2 separate regions of the Mus musculus genome follow, and region 1 is linked to region 2. Evidence: chromatin loops called from intact Hi-C (ENCODE). Cell type or tissue: heart. All regions are shown on one strand.

The links. A loop is a pair of places that touch in the nucleus more often than their neighbours do. Peaks named below come from ENCODE experiments on the same cell type or tissue, not always from the same donor. Only the 100,000 strongest peaks of a DNase experiment are listed, where the experiment ranks them.
Region 1: it touches region 2 in a loop (2.6-fold over the local background); 3 of 42 quality-filtered maps call a loop at or near these places.

The regions. Positions count from the first base shown.
Region 1 is chr10:95,853,477-95,861,476 of GRCm38, reverse strand. The region is part of intron 3 of Gm33377 (a long non-coding RNA gene); the gene reads right to left. Among named protein-coding and RNA genes, the nearest start is that of Gm33543, 15 kb to the right of the region's middle. In heart, a CTCF peak has its summit at 3,094; no DNase peak of the experiment used is centred here.
Region 2 is chr10:95,673,238-95,681,237 of GRCm38, reverse strand. It overlaps the pseudogene Anapc15-ps. Among named protein-coding and RNA genes, the nearest start is that of Gm33336, 45 kb to the right of the region's middle. In heart, no CTCF peak of the experiment used is centred here; DNase peaks (open chromatin) are centred at 317, 647, 2,377 and 3,407; H3K4me3 peaks cover 1,520 bases; H3K27ac peaks cover 3,631 bases.

The DNA.
Region 1 (8,000 bases), 180 kb before region 2:
TTAAAACCTGAGACATGGGTTGCAGGAAGGAAGATTAAACTATTCATATTCAGCTGTGGAACTGCTGAGACAATTCATTCTAAGATTCTACAAAGGTGGTCCTATTGAAGCTTGGATAGCATCATAAATGTTTTGTCTTTGAACTTTCATGCTGTCCTGTTACTTTTCCAAACAAATTTTCAAAAGTTTTACTATGTATCATCTGGCCCTTCCAATGTAATAACAACTATTTGATTTTCTGAAGTAATCCTTCCTTTTCTTTCTTTCTTTCTTTCTTTCTTTCTTTCTTTCTTTCTTTCTTTCTTTCTCTTTCTTTCTTTCTTTCTCTCTTTCTCTCTCTCTTTCTCTCTTTCTTTCTTTCTTTCTTTCTTTCTTTCTTTCTTTCTTTCTTTCTTTCTCTTGCTTGCTTTCCTCCTCCTCCTCCTCCTCCTCCTCCTCGTCTTCTTCTTCTTCTTCTTCTTCCTCTTCCTCCTCCTCCTTCTTCCTCCTCTACCCCTACCCCTCCTCCTTCTTCCTCTTCATCTTCTCTACCTCCTCCCTCTCCTCTTCCTTTGTATATTTTTTGGAGGCGTGGTTTTGCTTTTGTTTCCTTGACTTTGAGACAGGGTCATGCCATGCAGTCTCATTCAGCACTGAACCTCTGCTCCAATGTGGGATCACAGACCCATGCCACCACTTGTGGCTTCTTCTTCTTCTTCTTCTTCTTCTTCTTCTTCTTCTTCTTCTTCTTCTTCTTCTTCTTCTTCTTCTTCTCCTTCTTCTTCTTGTTAATAAAACACCTGATGTCATTATAATATAAGATTTATAAGGATGTCATTATAAATATAAGATTTATTTATCTCATATGTTGAAGATTTAAGGGTGTGGCTTTGGCAGTTGCTCAGCTCTGGTGAGGACACCATTGTTCAATACAGCTGATGATGTGAGGATGGATAAATCATGTTACTGATCAGGATACCGATCAAGCAGAACGGGCCAGTCTTTCAATGTCCCACTAGATCTCACGCCTTCAAGGTCTTACTACCCTAACATTGCCACACTAGGAACCAAGATCCCAAACACACAAATCTTTGTGAGACACACTCAAACCATATCCAAATATCTTTATTCCTCTCGTCAACTAATTAGAGCATCATTAAATGCTAACCTGCGTAACCCTGAGTTTAATCTAACCTCAGTTTTAAGGCCCAAGGGATCATCCTTAAATGGGACCTCACAAACTATCTGAATAGACCGGAGAAGCTGATGAGGAGTCACGATGCTATGAGTCTTTGTCCACATGTTTCAGTGGAAAACATCTGAACGGTCACACTCAGTTAACAGAGATCAGTAACTGCCCATATGCTAGAGCAAAGAAAGTCACCTGCAAGGTGACTGGTTCATCATACTGTCACCACTGAGTCCTCTCAACACATCGAGTTACCCTGTGGTTCCTACAAGTTTCCTTAGACAGAACAAGTCCTATTGTTACATTATAATAAATAAGAGCACAGGTTAGCTCGTTAATTCTCAGCATGGTTTCCAAGTAGCATCATCAGCCCCATCAGAGAACTTTTTAGAAGTACAATTCTGTGTCCCAACAGGCAGTGCTAAGGAGAGTGCCCAGGAAACTGCTTTAACAAGTCTTTTGAGGGATTCTGATGCACACTAACAACATCCTTGCTTTATTTCCTGGCTTTGTAGGAACTCATCAATGCCACGTTCCTTCTGTGGTTGACTTATTTGGCTTAGCACAGTGTGAAGACTCAAGTGTGGTGCATCTCAGTTATGGATTATCCTTTCTATGGGGCTGGAGAGATGGCTCAGTTAAGAGCACCGACTGCTTTTCCAGAGATCCTGAGTTCAATTCCCAGCAATTACGTGGTGGCTCACAACCATCTGTAATTGGATCTGGTGCCCTCTTCTGGTGTGTCTGAAGACAGCTACAGTGTACTCATATAAATAAAATAAATAAGTGGATAATAATAATAATAAAACAATATCCTTCCTTTATAAGGCTGCTTTTTGTCCCAGGTTATAAATGTATTGTGGTTTTGTTCTGCCTTATCTGTTCATGGACACAGAGTCCTTACACTTTCGGGCAATCATGAGTAGTTTTGCTACAAACACAAGTGTATATATACATCTTTCTGTGAATCCTTGCCTACAATTCATTTTAATACAAAGCAAATTTCTGGTAGTCTACTACCCTTGACACCCCATCTTTATTAGAGAAGCCACTCTCTCTAGCCCCTTCTGTAAGGCAGTGTGGCCTCCCTGGAATCCTAGAGAATGCTGTAGGATTTTCTTACATCCTTTGAAAACGTCGGCGTGAAGGCCCACTCTTTCCCAAAGACACACATTTGCCTCTCTTGCCCTGCATCCCATTTGTTTATAGAGCATGATTTTTTTTTTCTGACCCATCTGCAAAAATGTGAAGTACTCATATAGAAAATGTTATTTTTTTTTCCATCCTGTGGGTGACAGGGACCTAAGAACAAAGGAGGATTACAGGGCAGACTGTCTGCTATCATAGCTTAGTCGTCTGCTACTTGTTTCCAACCAAACACACAGTATCATTAGCTCTGCCCTTGGCTTCAACTTAATCTATTTTGACTACGAATATTGTCTTCTTCGGAAGCTCTACAATTTCCTGAAGAGACTGCAAATCAGCATTCTTGCCTAGAGCCATACGTGGTCGTTAGCTTTCCTCTGCTTGAAAGGCAGACAAAGGCAGCATATCATTGTGAGCGGCAAGGTTTTATTTTATCTTATTATTATTTTATTTAGTGTCTGCCTCCCAGCTGAACTACAAGGTAAGGTATCTAGATGCTGAACGTTTATCAGATGTGCTTAATTTTCCCAATAGGCCCTGGAGACAGGAAGAAAACAAGATAACAGGCTCTAACTAGCAGCAGTTGGGATATTCAGACTTTGAAAGTTTTAGCCTGTATGATATACAGTGGCAAGGCAGTAAGATACTACACTCATCTGTCACTCAAAAATTCTCTGAGATGAGACTGCTTAATGAAAAAAGTTATTTCTGTGAGGGCTGCAAAAAAATGGGGTTTTACAACAGCTTTTTTCCAAACTTGTTAAGAGTTGACACGTGTATTTCCTCTAGGAGGCAGTGTTGTGTAGTGGAGATGTGGTCTTTCAAACCAGCTCTGTGACCTTGAGGAACTTGTATCTGTCTCTCTGTCTCTCTGTCTCTGTCTCTCTCTCTCCTTCCTTCCTTTCTTTCTTCTTTTATTCATTCATTCTTTTAAAAAAAATTACAGGATTTCATGTAACGCAGATTCATCTCACACTTGCTATGCAGCTAAGGAAGGCCCAGAACTTCTGACTCCCATCTCCACTCTGAGTGTTGGGATTAATGATTTCTACCACCATGCCAATTCCACAGTGCTGGACATCAGACTCAAAGCACTAAACTTGCTAGGCAAGCAATTTACCAACTGAGCTCCAGCCCAGCCCCTGAATTGTTTTGTTCTGAGATAAGTTTGCACTGTGTAGCCAGGCTAACGTTGACATCTCATTATCTCAGCTGCCCGAATTTTGGGGTTATTGGCATGTGCCACCATGGGGCTTATACAACGTTCTTCACACTTGACTCGATTTTTTAATAGGACATGCACTAAAAAGCTATTCTGAAATGTTAGGTTTCTAAGCAACTTTTCTGTTCCCTTAATATTGAGCCAGCCCTTCCCTTTAAAACCTTTGTCTTTGTTCCCAACATCCTTTGCCTCCACGATGGACAGGGAGACCACGGTCCAGTTCTCAGGTGTCCGTGGCATATAATCCCAGTGGTTTTTCTGTATTGCTTTCACCAACTCCACAAAATCCAGAAAATTTGGCAAATCCCCCTGTGTAACGACTGTTTCAACTTCCCATCGTCTCAGGCTTGTGTTATATCTGACAATAAGCCAGGCTATGAGCAACACAGTGACAACTTGCTGGGCAGGATAGGAACTGGAGCAGAGTGAGAAAGATTTAAGTGAGGGCTGCTTTTGGTGAGTAGCCAGCTCATTATGACACGTTTTGCTCCTGATACCTCTTGTAAGTTGAACAGTCGGAGAGCGAAGCCTCTCTTTCTCCTGAAATGGTTGAGCCCATGCTGTGTACTCAGTAGAGAGCTGTGTGAGCAACACACACCTTGGTTGTCATTCAATAGTTTCATTATCTACATAGAAAGACCACATGTTCACAAAAGTACTGAAGGTACAAAAGCATGTGACAATAAACAAGAAAATAGCATTATGTGTGTATTTATATGTACTTATAAATGTGTGCCATTAACTCTCTATAAGTTCTGCACCCAGCACTATAAAATATATGTTATATATATTTATTATATATAATATTATATATGCATAGTCTGAGCTGAGATTGGTGATGCTTTTAATCCCAGCACTCAGTAAACAGAAGCAAGTAGATCTCTCTGGTTCCAAGCCCAGCCAAAGTCACACAGTAAGACTCCCTGCTCTTCTTTCTATATATAGATATATAATATTTATTACACATAATCTGTACTGACATGTCATTTTTTCCCAAACAATAAGCTTAACAACTGCTTATGCAACATTTATATTGGGTTGGCGATTATATATAACCTAAACACGAGTCAAGGCATATGGGAGGATGCATCATTTAATTAAAGGTACCATTTTATATCAATGGATAATGGACAGAGGCTAAGAGAACTGTTCTTGAATTGGTTCCCTCTTTCCTTCAATTACAGCCTTAACTAAAGAATAAATTAATCTACTTCTCTCCAATCTACCCGTACTTATGCAATTCATCTGTCTTTTGTCATTAGAATCTTTCAGCACCCATAGAACTTTGTCTTTTGATGTGTCCCAGCACCAGTAACAGGGACTGTCACTTGGTAGGTGATCAGTAAGCGTTTGTTTGTGAATACATGGTGTGGTAGTTTGGAACAGATAGGAACAGTTCCCATAGGAGCATATTTGAATGTTTGACCCCAGTTGATGGAAAGATCAGGAGGTTTGGCCATGTTGGAGGAGGTGTGTCACTAGGGATGGCCTAAGGCCACACCAGGCTCAGGTGCTCTCTCTCTCTCTCTCTCTCTCTCTCTCTCTCTCTCTGCCAGTTTTCTATGGATCAGGATGTAAAGCACTCAACTACTACCCCAACACCGCACCTGTGTGCTTCCCACTGTGATGGCCATGGATTCTTACTACCTTCTTAAATCAAGAACATTTTTACCCTGTTAAGTGTTTTTCTTTTATAAGCGATGCCTTTATCATATTTTCTCTTTACAACAATAGAACAATAACTAAGACATCTGGGAGCTTCAAGACTCTGGTTTTTTTCATTTGTTTGTTTGTTTTTTTTCTTTTCCCTTTTTACCCTCAGGCCCAAAGACCATCGCCCATCACAACAGTCTATGGTCAGGAATCCTCAGGCACTCTGCCTGACAGACTTGGATGTGAACAAGAAAAGCTAGTCTGGAGAAGTCCTGCAAATCTTAAGGATCACAACACATGATTCTAAAAAGCTCCAAGTAGAATGGCAAGCTGAGGCATCCAGGCTAACGAAGTCTTCTGGGTCCCTAGACAAAGCCCCATTCTAACCCAGTTGACAAGGAATCCAAAGCTGTACTCCCAAAGGGCACAGGAAGGAAACTGGACTTCTCCCTCCTATGAAGGAAAAGATTTGTGCTAGAATCATGGTGTAGTGGGATGAATTGCCCCCCTGGAGTCATGAAATTTGTGCATTATGTATAGCATTGCCTGTATTTCACGGAAAAATCACTGCAGAATTTCAGGGTCCTGAAATACATTTGTGTGACTGCAGGATGAAACTTAGCCAGCATTCCCCAACCCTGTTCCTGGAACCGGGTTTTCCAGACTCCAGCCCTCTACACCTGCAGTCACACAGGAGCCAGTGGCCACATGTGACTGGCAAGCATTTGCAGTAGGGCTCAGGCTACATTTTCAAATGAAGAGACCAAAACAGTGTACAGAAAAGGCAAAACAGACATGCAGCACATCCCTTCAATCATGTTACATTGATTGATGTTTAAATAATGGTCTTAGCCGGGCGTGGTGGCGCACGCCTTTAATCCCAGCACTCGGGAGGCAGAGGCAGGCGGATTTCTGAGTTCGAGGCCAGCCTGGTCTACAAAGTGAGCTCCAGGACAGCCAGGGCTATACAGAGAAACCCTGTCTCGAAAAACCAAAAAACCCAAAAAATAAATAAATAAATAAATAAATAAATAAATAAATAATGGTCTTTTTACCTACTGAGCTAAATAAAAATAGATCATCAGAAAAGGGATAGGAGCAGAAGCAAGGCAGATTTGAGGCAGAGGCTATGTGTAAACTCCAGTACTTTTGTTCAGTTTGGCTACAAAAACCTACAACTGCTTTGAAATCAAGAATGCTCAAGTCAGCCATTGTAACTCATACTTAGCATAACAGCAGCATTCTGGAACAGAGGCAGGAGGATCTCCAGGTCAACCTGAACTACATTGCTATTGCTAGTTTGAGGCCAACCTGGGCTACAAAATGAGAGCCCGACTTAAGTCAGAAAACAAAACAGAAGCCTGCTTATAAATAGTTCACCTGTTTGATTTGATTTGTTGGTTGGTTGGTTGGTTGGTTGTTTTGTTTTGTTTTTTTGTTTGTTTGCTTGTTTTTACCTTTCTGACGATAGTTGCAGGAACCTTTAAATTTACATATGTACCTAAGTTCATGCCAAGCCCAGTGTGATGACTCACACTTATAATCCCAGTACTCAAGAGACAGAATCAGGAGGATTGCCAGGAGATCCTGGTCAGCCTGGGCTACAGAGTGAGACCCTGTCCAGAAAAATAAAATGTCAAATGAGATATTTCTATTTGATATATTCTTATTGTTTTTCTATAATCTGAAAGAAAATCAAATAACTGCCTCTCCACATTTTACCAATCCCCACCCCATGGCATCTGTGCTCACTATCAGGGTGAGTGTACCAAACCTGCTCAGAATACATAGTGTATAGAACCCTGGTGAATTGGCGTTTTCTAAATGCATTTGGCCAGGATACCCATTTCCTACTAAGCACCAACTCCCCTTCATCTTGAGGAAGACATCTTGGAAAAACACGGCCCTAGATTGTAGCACTCAGATTTTGTTGATTTATCACATGATTCTAACGATATGGAAAGAAAACCTCAGTGAGATTGTAAGATGCTCAGACAGGTAGAGTGTAAAATGCTCAGACAGGGAGACTATAAGATGCTCAGATAGGGGGCTGGAGAGATGGCTCAGCGGGTAAGAGCACTGACTGCTCTTCCAAAGGTCCTGAGTTCAAATCCCAGCAACCACATGGTGGCTCACAACCACCCATAATGAGATCTGATGCCCTCTTCTGGTGCGTCTGAAGACAACTACAGTGTACTTATGTATAATAAAATAAATCTTAAAAAAAAAAAAAAAAAAAAGATGCTCAGGGAGAGTTTAAGGGAAAAGTCTTTGATGGCTCCTGGGAGAGACCACAGCTAGGTAAAAGCTGATAAAAAATGTGCGAGTGTGGGATTGGAGAGGGAAGATGAGCTCGGGTTTCCTAACAGAAATAAACCTTGGCTTTCTACTGCTTGGGTTGCCTTAGAGCTGTGGTTCCCAATCTTCCTATCGCTGCAACCCTTTAATGCTGTGGTAACCCCCCAGCCATAAAGTTATTTTTACTGCTACTTCCTAACTGTAATTTTGCAGCTGTTATAGATCATAATGTAAATACCCGATATGCAGACAATCTTAGGGTGGGTGACCCCAAGGGGTTGAGAACCACTGTCTTAGAGGCTCCAGCTTCCCCAGAACATCAAATGTCTTTGCTGCAGCTTTCAGAGACAGCGTCCTCAGAGGAAACTCAATACCCTAGGAAGAAGCGTTGTAACAGACTAGAGACTTCAAAGTTAAGAGAACATACAACCTAACACGTAGCCAAACGCAGCAAGAGGTGGGCCACCACATAGGTCTTTCCCCTCTCACCCAAGGGCTCCAGGGAGCAGCTGA
Region 2 (8,000 bases):
GCTCTATATTAACCAATCAGAAGGTGATGGAAAGCAATATCTTACAAAATAGCGAATCAGGAAATGCTCCATAATAATGACAGTTCCAAAGTCCAGACAGCCACCAGGTCTCTAGATACTGACATCAGCATTTAATACACCGTGCACAAAAACATCCCACAGACAACTTTCCACAAAGTTCCGCAGAGTGACAACCTCACAGTAAGGGCCGGATCCAGTGTGGTCGCAGCCACACAGACAGCACACAGGTCACCAAGCTCTTAGCCATTTCCAGTCCCAGCCTTCTGGGCAGATTGCAGGCTATCCACTTTTCCCTTTGAAGGGTCAACTCGTATGATGAACATCCAGGTCCCCTAACGCTTGTCGGTGAGCGCAAAGACCTCCGTGCCTCCGACAGGCACCCACCCCGGGAGAGACGGAGGCTGCTCTAACGTGTAACTCTTCACCTTGGCAAAGTCGAGCCTTGCCATTCTCCCAGAATCTAAATATAGGCAGATTGTTAAATGAACCCGAAGCTCTCCACAGCTTCCTTTTGGGTTTTAATTCAGCCATTGGCCAACAACGATCACCTCAAAGGCTAGCCCGCCCCTCTCCCTCTCCAGAGGTCAGAGGAGAGGGTAAGGCTGAAAGTCCAAGTTGTTGCTTCACTTGGCTGTTTCCCTTGGCAACCAGCCTCTGTCTGAAGACTACCCAAGAGGCCCTAAACATCAGAAATCCCGTTAGCATCCAAAAGTCACATCATTTCTGAGAACTGACACGCGGTTTGGTGTAGCTGTATGCCAGGAAGTGGGATACAGACCAAAATATCCATATTTTTTTTTCTACTATGTCAAATCTGCTCACATTCTAAAAAGCCGTAACGATGTCATTTCCAAAGGAGGGGCCGTCCTTCTACACACAACTCCCCTCACGGCGATTGCAAGTTCTTACTATCTATTTTTAAATATCTGTGCACAGAAAAGGAAACAAAATACGAGAAGCACTTCACAGATCCAGACGCGCTTGTCTGGGTTTGGGTCGCTTAGCTGTTTTGGAAAGCTGTTCCCACAGCCCTGAGCAGTAACAGCCAATTGTATAGTTGCCCACAGCAACCCCAAAAGGTTAGGACCATAGCCTCGCTGAGAAGGAGCCGGGACTTATGCCCAAAGTAGAAACATTAAATAGGAGGAGGGTCCTGAAGGAATATTTTGGTCATTGCCAAAGAAATAAAAAGGATGACCTCTCCCCACATACACACTGAAAATTAGATTAAACCAGATGAGAACAGTAGATGTGTTCCCCAGGGCCAAGAAGAGAGAATGTCCTTGGTGGTTAGGGCATGAAGGCTAAGGAATCTGCAAGGGAGATGGGTTGTCTATTGGCCTTCCTTTGGGGTGTGTGGGACAATTTTAGAGTATTGAAAGCTACTTCGTGTATCTGGCCTCCTTTAGCGAGCAATCAAATGTCACCAATCCTTGCTACAATCTTTCTTCCTGTGGTTTCCACTCACCCTGGCCCCAAAATTGTACATAAAAAAAGAAAAAAAAAACCTGCTGAAATAAATGATTCGTACGTTTTCAATAATTTCTATATAGCACGTTGGCATGTGTTCTATTTTACAATGAAATGGTTTAAATAGTAATAATTCGCCAGAGCATATTCCCCAGGGTGAGTTGCACAGTCTGTCAGGGCAGGGGAGGCTAGAGGAGTTGGTCGCAGTATGAGCAGTGTGACTTCTCACATCACGGGGGACCTGAAAGTGGGGTACTAGACCAGAGGCAGGGGTGGATTTAACCCTCAAAGGCCTTCCCTACTTCAGCCAGCCAGGCCATCCACTGAAGACTCGTGGCCTCCAGAATGCTGTCAGCAATCTCATTCCATAGCCATCTGCTCCCCCTTCCTGAGAGGACTGCTACACTCAGGTCAAGAAGGCCTCTGCGGGCAGGCAGACCTGCTGGGCTCTCTCTTCCCAGGACATCACATTCTATGCTTATCCCATTTCTATGCCCTGCCCACCTTCGTGGCATCTGGGTGTGAAATAGGCATCTTTACCTCAGCCCGGGAGTGAAGTCTCCTTGGATAGATCAAACTCTGAATAAACAAATTTGCTACACTTTCCTCTCATTGGTCTATCTACTGTGACATTTGTCTTATTTAGGGTTACTATTGCTGTGACGAAACACCACGACCAAAATCAACTCAGGGGGAGGGGAAGGGGGGAGTGGGGAGTGTTCATTTGGCTTATATTTCCCCATTTAGCCCATTACTGAAGGAAGTCAGGACAGAAACTCAAGCAGGGCAGGAACCTGGAGGCTGGAGCTGATGCAGAGGCCATGGAGCAGGGCTGTTTAGTGGCTTGCTCCTCAGGGCTTGTTCTGCCTACTTTCTTATAGAACTCAGTACTACAAGCATGGGGGATGGCGCCACCCACCATGGCCTGGACCCTCCCCCATCAAGCACTAATTAAGACTTGCCTACAGGCCCATCTCAAGGAGGCTTTTCAGGAATTGAGGTTCCTTCCTCTCTGATAAATGTAGCGTTTGTCAAGTTGACATAAAACTACCCAGCACAATTATAAAGGGGAGGAAAGGACACCCTTTTCTGTCACTACACTTGTTTAAAAGTAAAATAAAAAGAAAACGTTTAAAAAGTCTTCCAAAGTCAACACTTAAAGAACTACTGTGGAGAAAGAAACATTTCCCCACTACAAGACTTCTCAGAGTCTTTAGTACACTGCTGGCCATGAAAACTCTCCAAGGAGTTACCAAGATTTCAGGCCAGGCTAGATTACAGAGAGACCCTGTCAAATCAAACACTGACCACAAACTGACTTAACTCAAGTTCTGTGCGTCACAGAATGTTTCAAAAATGATCGCACACCTCCCCCGCAAAGAAGGCAAGCTATTCTGTGTTTAAAGTCCTTGATGAATGGACAGCCGTGTAGCAATGAGGTGGACAAAGGGTATAACGTCAGGGAAACAGTCTGGGTGGGGAACCGCAGCAAGGTCTACCTGCTCAGTTTCTCCGTCTCTGTGCTGTGTCCCTCCTGGGAATGACACAGAACCTCTCTCGAACAAACTCACCCCCATCTGCTACCAAAGCAAGCCTGTCAGAATTTTTCTTTAAGCCCGCTTCTACATAGAAAGGCAGTAGGAACCCCGAGTGGTGGAGGCACTTGGACACAATTCAGCCATGACCAGCACCTGTCACTGGCCTGTCAGTGCGCAGGCTCGGGTTTCTCTTTTCCTCTCATCTGTGCCCCAGAGCGCCTAGGTGGGTCCTTGGCTGGCCTCACCCTGATGCTCACTGCGCAGATGCAGAGCTAGTGGCGGCATTTCCATTTTTGGTTTCCAGAGTCAGCCCCTGCCTGCAAGGAGCTCTTCATGTCTCCCAGCTCCTTCCGCTAGCTGATGGAGGAAGTCGTTCTGTGGCAATGTGGCCAGCTGCTAGGCTGCTGCTAGGTTCATTACGCGATGAAAATGTCTTTTACAGTCCTGAAATCAACCCCCACCATTTTTCCCACGGTGATGCTGTCATTACCCTCCGCTTGGCGGAAATGTTTGCGATCCCCAACTTCCGTTTGGATGGAGATGTTGGAAGAACTGAGTCTGCACTAGCCTGCAGGTTTTCCAGGGAGGGGTCACGAGGACACTGCTTTTTAAGCCACTTCCTTTTTTTTTTTTTTTTTAAACAAAAACTTAACTCGAGCCTATTGGGTTTCTGCAAGTTATATATCCCAACACGGCATGCACTGCACAGAGCATTTTACTTTTTCACCTTCAAAGCCAAGAGGAAGGAGTCTAGTGGGAGGCGAACTGGATGCTGATTAAAGCCACAAAGACCAGTCTTATCGGACTCTCCTTCCGCCTGTGTGTGGGGGGGGGGGGGGCGGGGGGGTTGGGTTTTTTTGAGATAAGGGTTCAGTGTGAATCCCAGGCTGGTCTGATACTCTCGGCAATCCTCCACTTTGTTCTCCCAAGTAATTGAATTATTAGGTGTATGCCACCATGCCTGGCTCTTGCCACTTTGCTGTTTTGTCTGGTTGGGAGCGCTTGGCTTTTGTTGCTTCGGTTTTTTTCATACAGCATCTGTCCATCCAATTCAGGCTGGCTTGAAACTATGTAACTCAGGCTGGCTTTGAACGCTCCATCCTCCCGGCCCAGCTTCCCCAGTGCTCAGTTAGCTGGCCTGTGCAGCTCTTGCTCTTGTTTCCTGACAGGCTTCTGAGCTTCTGTTGTATGCCCTCTGCTTGATTTGTACTCTCAGGATTTACTGGCTATACTTAGTATTGGAAAGGGTACCAAGTCTAGATCAGCAAGTTATCAATGGGACTGTATGCAGGAGTTGAGTTAGAGTCAGGCAGAGAACTTGGTGGTATGTTGTCTTGAGGATTAAATAAGAAAATGCAGGTAACTCCAGCATGTGCAACAGAAGCACTTAACACTATTACTACGTTTAAATAGTAATAACCACCAGAGAGAGAGAGAGAGAGAGAGAGAGAGAGAGAGAGAGAGAGAGAGAGAGAGAGAGAGAGAGCACGCTAGGGATATGACTTCATTGGTAAAGTGTCTACCATACAAGCGTGGGACCCTGCCATCAGTCTACATGAACCATGTCAAAAAGCCAGGCACAGCAGCATGCCCTTGTAAGCCTAGCACTGGGGGTGTGGAGACAGAAGGAGGCCTGGGTGAGCTAATCTAGCCAGTCAGTGAGCTCCAGGTTCTCTGGGAGATGCTGTCTCAAAAAACAGGGTGGAGAACAACTGAGGAATCCACTTCCAACCTCTGCACACACCCTCACACATATACATGTGCACACACACACACACACACACACACACATTAAAGCCATACTCTGCAGTATAAGAGGTGCTAGCCCTGTGCTGGCAAGGCCTGGAAGTGTCACAGGGAGCGGGGGGGGGGGGGGGGGGAGCAGGTGCACCTGTCAGCAACTGCCCCCATGCTACCTGTGATTTTGGACAAGTTCCCGAAGCCTCCAAACCTCCCTATCTTTTCATCTGAAGACACATGAGTCTCTCAGGGGTGTCACAGGAAGGGAGCTGAGTGGACAAATGTCACCTGAAATGTCCAAACTGCTCTGCAGGGCTAGTGAGTCAGCATAATAGTTTGTTAGATGAGTAAAATACATAAACGCAGTCTCTTAAGTTTCTGGAGGGTTTTTTCTTTTTAAAGAAAGCTTTTATAACTCATTATTTGAATATATATATATATATAGGTATATACTATGTGTATATCATATATATACTATGTATATATGTTGTATACATGTGACACATATGTGATACATATATGTGATGATATATATGTGTATATATATATATGGTCAGGCTGGTCACATTCATTCCTTCTACTTCCATCATTGCCCCTCCAAAAAACAACACACCCACAAGTCCCAACCCCACTCTTATCTTTTTTAGTGTTCTTTTTATTTTTTCACTTTGTGACCCATTGGGATGACAAGGGCACAGGTGTGCAGCTCTTCACTGCAGCATGAGGGACTCAGCAGTCTACCTCTGAAGACAATGACTTCCTCTTCTCCAGAAACCCTTGACTGCCATAGTTACCCTGGGCAGGCCAGAATCCCAGAAGCTCAGAAGCCCAGGAGCCCCCCTATGTATAAGGAAGAGAAGCAAACATTGTCCCAATGTCACTAATGTTGGAGAGGTTAAAGGTCACCACCCCACAATTGTGTTCTCTGCTCCCTGCATTGTGGACCACTATACTATTGTTAGAGACTATGGTCTGAATCCCTCTGGCCACCCAAAAGAATGGCTGGACATAGCTGTTGTTAGAGTGCCTGCCAAGTGTTTGTGAAGTCCTAGGCTCAATCCCCAGCAGCGCATTAACCCGACATGATAGTACATAGCATTTAATCCCAGCACTGGGGAAATAAAAGCAGGAGAATCAGAAATTCAAGGTCACCTTCAACTACATAGCAAGTTCAAAGCCAGCTTGGGACACTCGAGGTCCATCCTTAAAAATTAAGTCACACAGCTGAGACCCTGAAATGTGCACTAGCACCTTCATGTACAATTTTCACCTGTTTTCCTCCCATTCTTTGCTATACATGGTCCTTGGAAGAAGAATTTGTAGTCTCTTCAGGTTGATTATTCCATATCTTGTCTCCTAAATCTTAGTAGTAAACTGCATGGGAGATGTCTAGCTGCCAATCTCAATTACAATCCCTCAACTCTCCAAAACAGTTGCTGTTAAAACACCATGTGACAGAACTTAATCTCTCTTCCCCAACCCTGAGTTACAAAATGTCTCAATTGTGAGTGATATTGCTGTTTCCAGAATGAAATCTATCTTGGTTACCTCTAGTCAGCCAGATAGAATCATTAAAATGACCACCATCATGAACAACCACAAAAAGCTTCAGAGAAATTTGTTTCTCAGGACCTGGGCTCAAAGCATTTCTGATACTAGATATCTCCAAGAGTCAGGCCACTGTCAGACAGAGCAATGTCCAGGGAGCCAGGCCCTTTTGGTCTGAGGCTAGAGTGTCTTTCAGCTCTTAGAAGGACACACACATGAATAAAGAGATAATGAAAGATTTTCGTAAGAGTCCACATAGGGTCTTAGTCAGTAAAGTGAACCTGGTACATTCTTCAGCATCCACAAAAGGTCAGTCATGGTGGCTCATAGTCCCAGCTAGGGCTGTGGACAGAAAAAGACAGAAGGTTCCCTTGGGCATGATGACCAACCAATATAGTCATTGGTGGATCTCAGATCAGTAAGAGACCCTGTCTCAAAAACTAAATTGGAGAGAAATTAAGGAAGACACCCACTGTCTCCAGTCTTATAACACACACACCCAATAAATAAATAAACAAACAAATAAATCTTTATACTTGATTGTCACAGATATTTGTTACAGTATGAGAAATGGATTAAGACACACTATGAAAGAGCACTTTTCTCTTGTGCTTTCTCTTCAGACACGTGAGAGGAATTTACATATGAACAGGAAAGAAGAAAAGTCTGGCTGTTATGAAAAGAACATATGATCACGGATAAGCAAGACTGTGGTAGGATATAGAGTCCTTTGATGCCCAGGAGTGTTACAACTGCATATTGTAGAAGATCTATTTTCAGCTTGTTGAGAAACCTGTACATTAACATTCACAGTGGCTACACAAGTGTGCACTTTTACCAGCAATGAAGGTGTTGTTTTTCTTCTCTTTTTCCTCCTCCTCCTCCTCCTCCTCCTCCTCCTCCTCCTCCTCCTTCTTCTTCTTCTTCTTCTTCTTCTTCTTCTTCTTCTTTTTTTTTTTTTTAGAGAAAGAGAGAATATGCAGTTGGGTGGATAGGGAAAGGGGGTGATCTGGGAGGAGTTAGGAGAGGGAAAAGAATATAGTCAAAAAATATTGTATAAAATTTTCTTTAATTAAAAAAATGTTTTTGAAGAAGAAGCAGTTCCTTTGTATGAATCCTTGCCAGCGTGGGATATCATCTCTTTTATTGATCTTGGTCATTCTGACTTGAGTAAGAAGAAATTTCAAAGTCATTTTAGTGTGAATTTCCTTAAGGGCTAAGGATGTTGGACTATAATAGAGACCTATCTGCAAGATAGACTACAGCAATAGTGGCACATATGTTGTGGAAGTAACCAACCACTTGTGTGTGTGTGGAGGGGGGTTGTAGTTACCGTTTTTTTTTTTTTCTTAATTGGGTGTAAGGCCCACTCTATAAGCTAGAATCCATACCCGCCACTGTTAATAAGATCAAGAGCCCTGTTGGCCAATCTCGCAGTCATTATCATAATGAGCAAAGAATGGGCAGTGATGAGGAAACTGAGGCCCAGAGAGGTTAAGTGTATTGGCCAAAATCAAAAAGCTAGTAAGTGATGGAGCCAGGACTCAAACTCAGCTTAGGAGCCATGTCCACCTTGTCCCCGTCACTCTTCCCTCATGTGACTGAGACGCTGTGGTTTAATCTGGACCGACCCTGTGTGGAGGAGACAGAGCTGCAGCAGCAGGAGCAGCAGCAGCAGGCCTG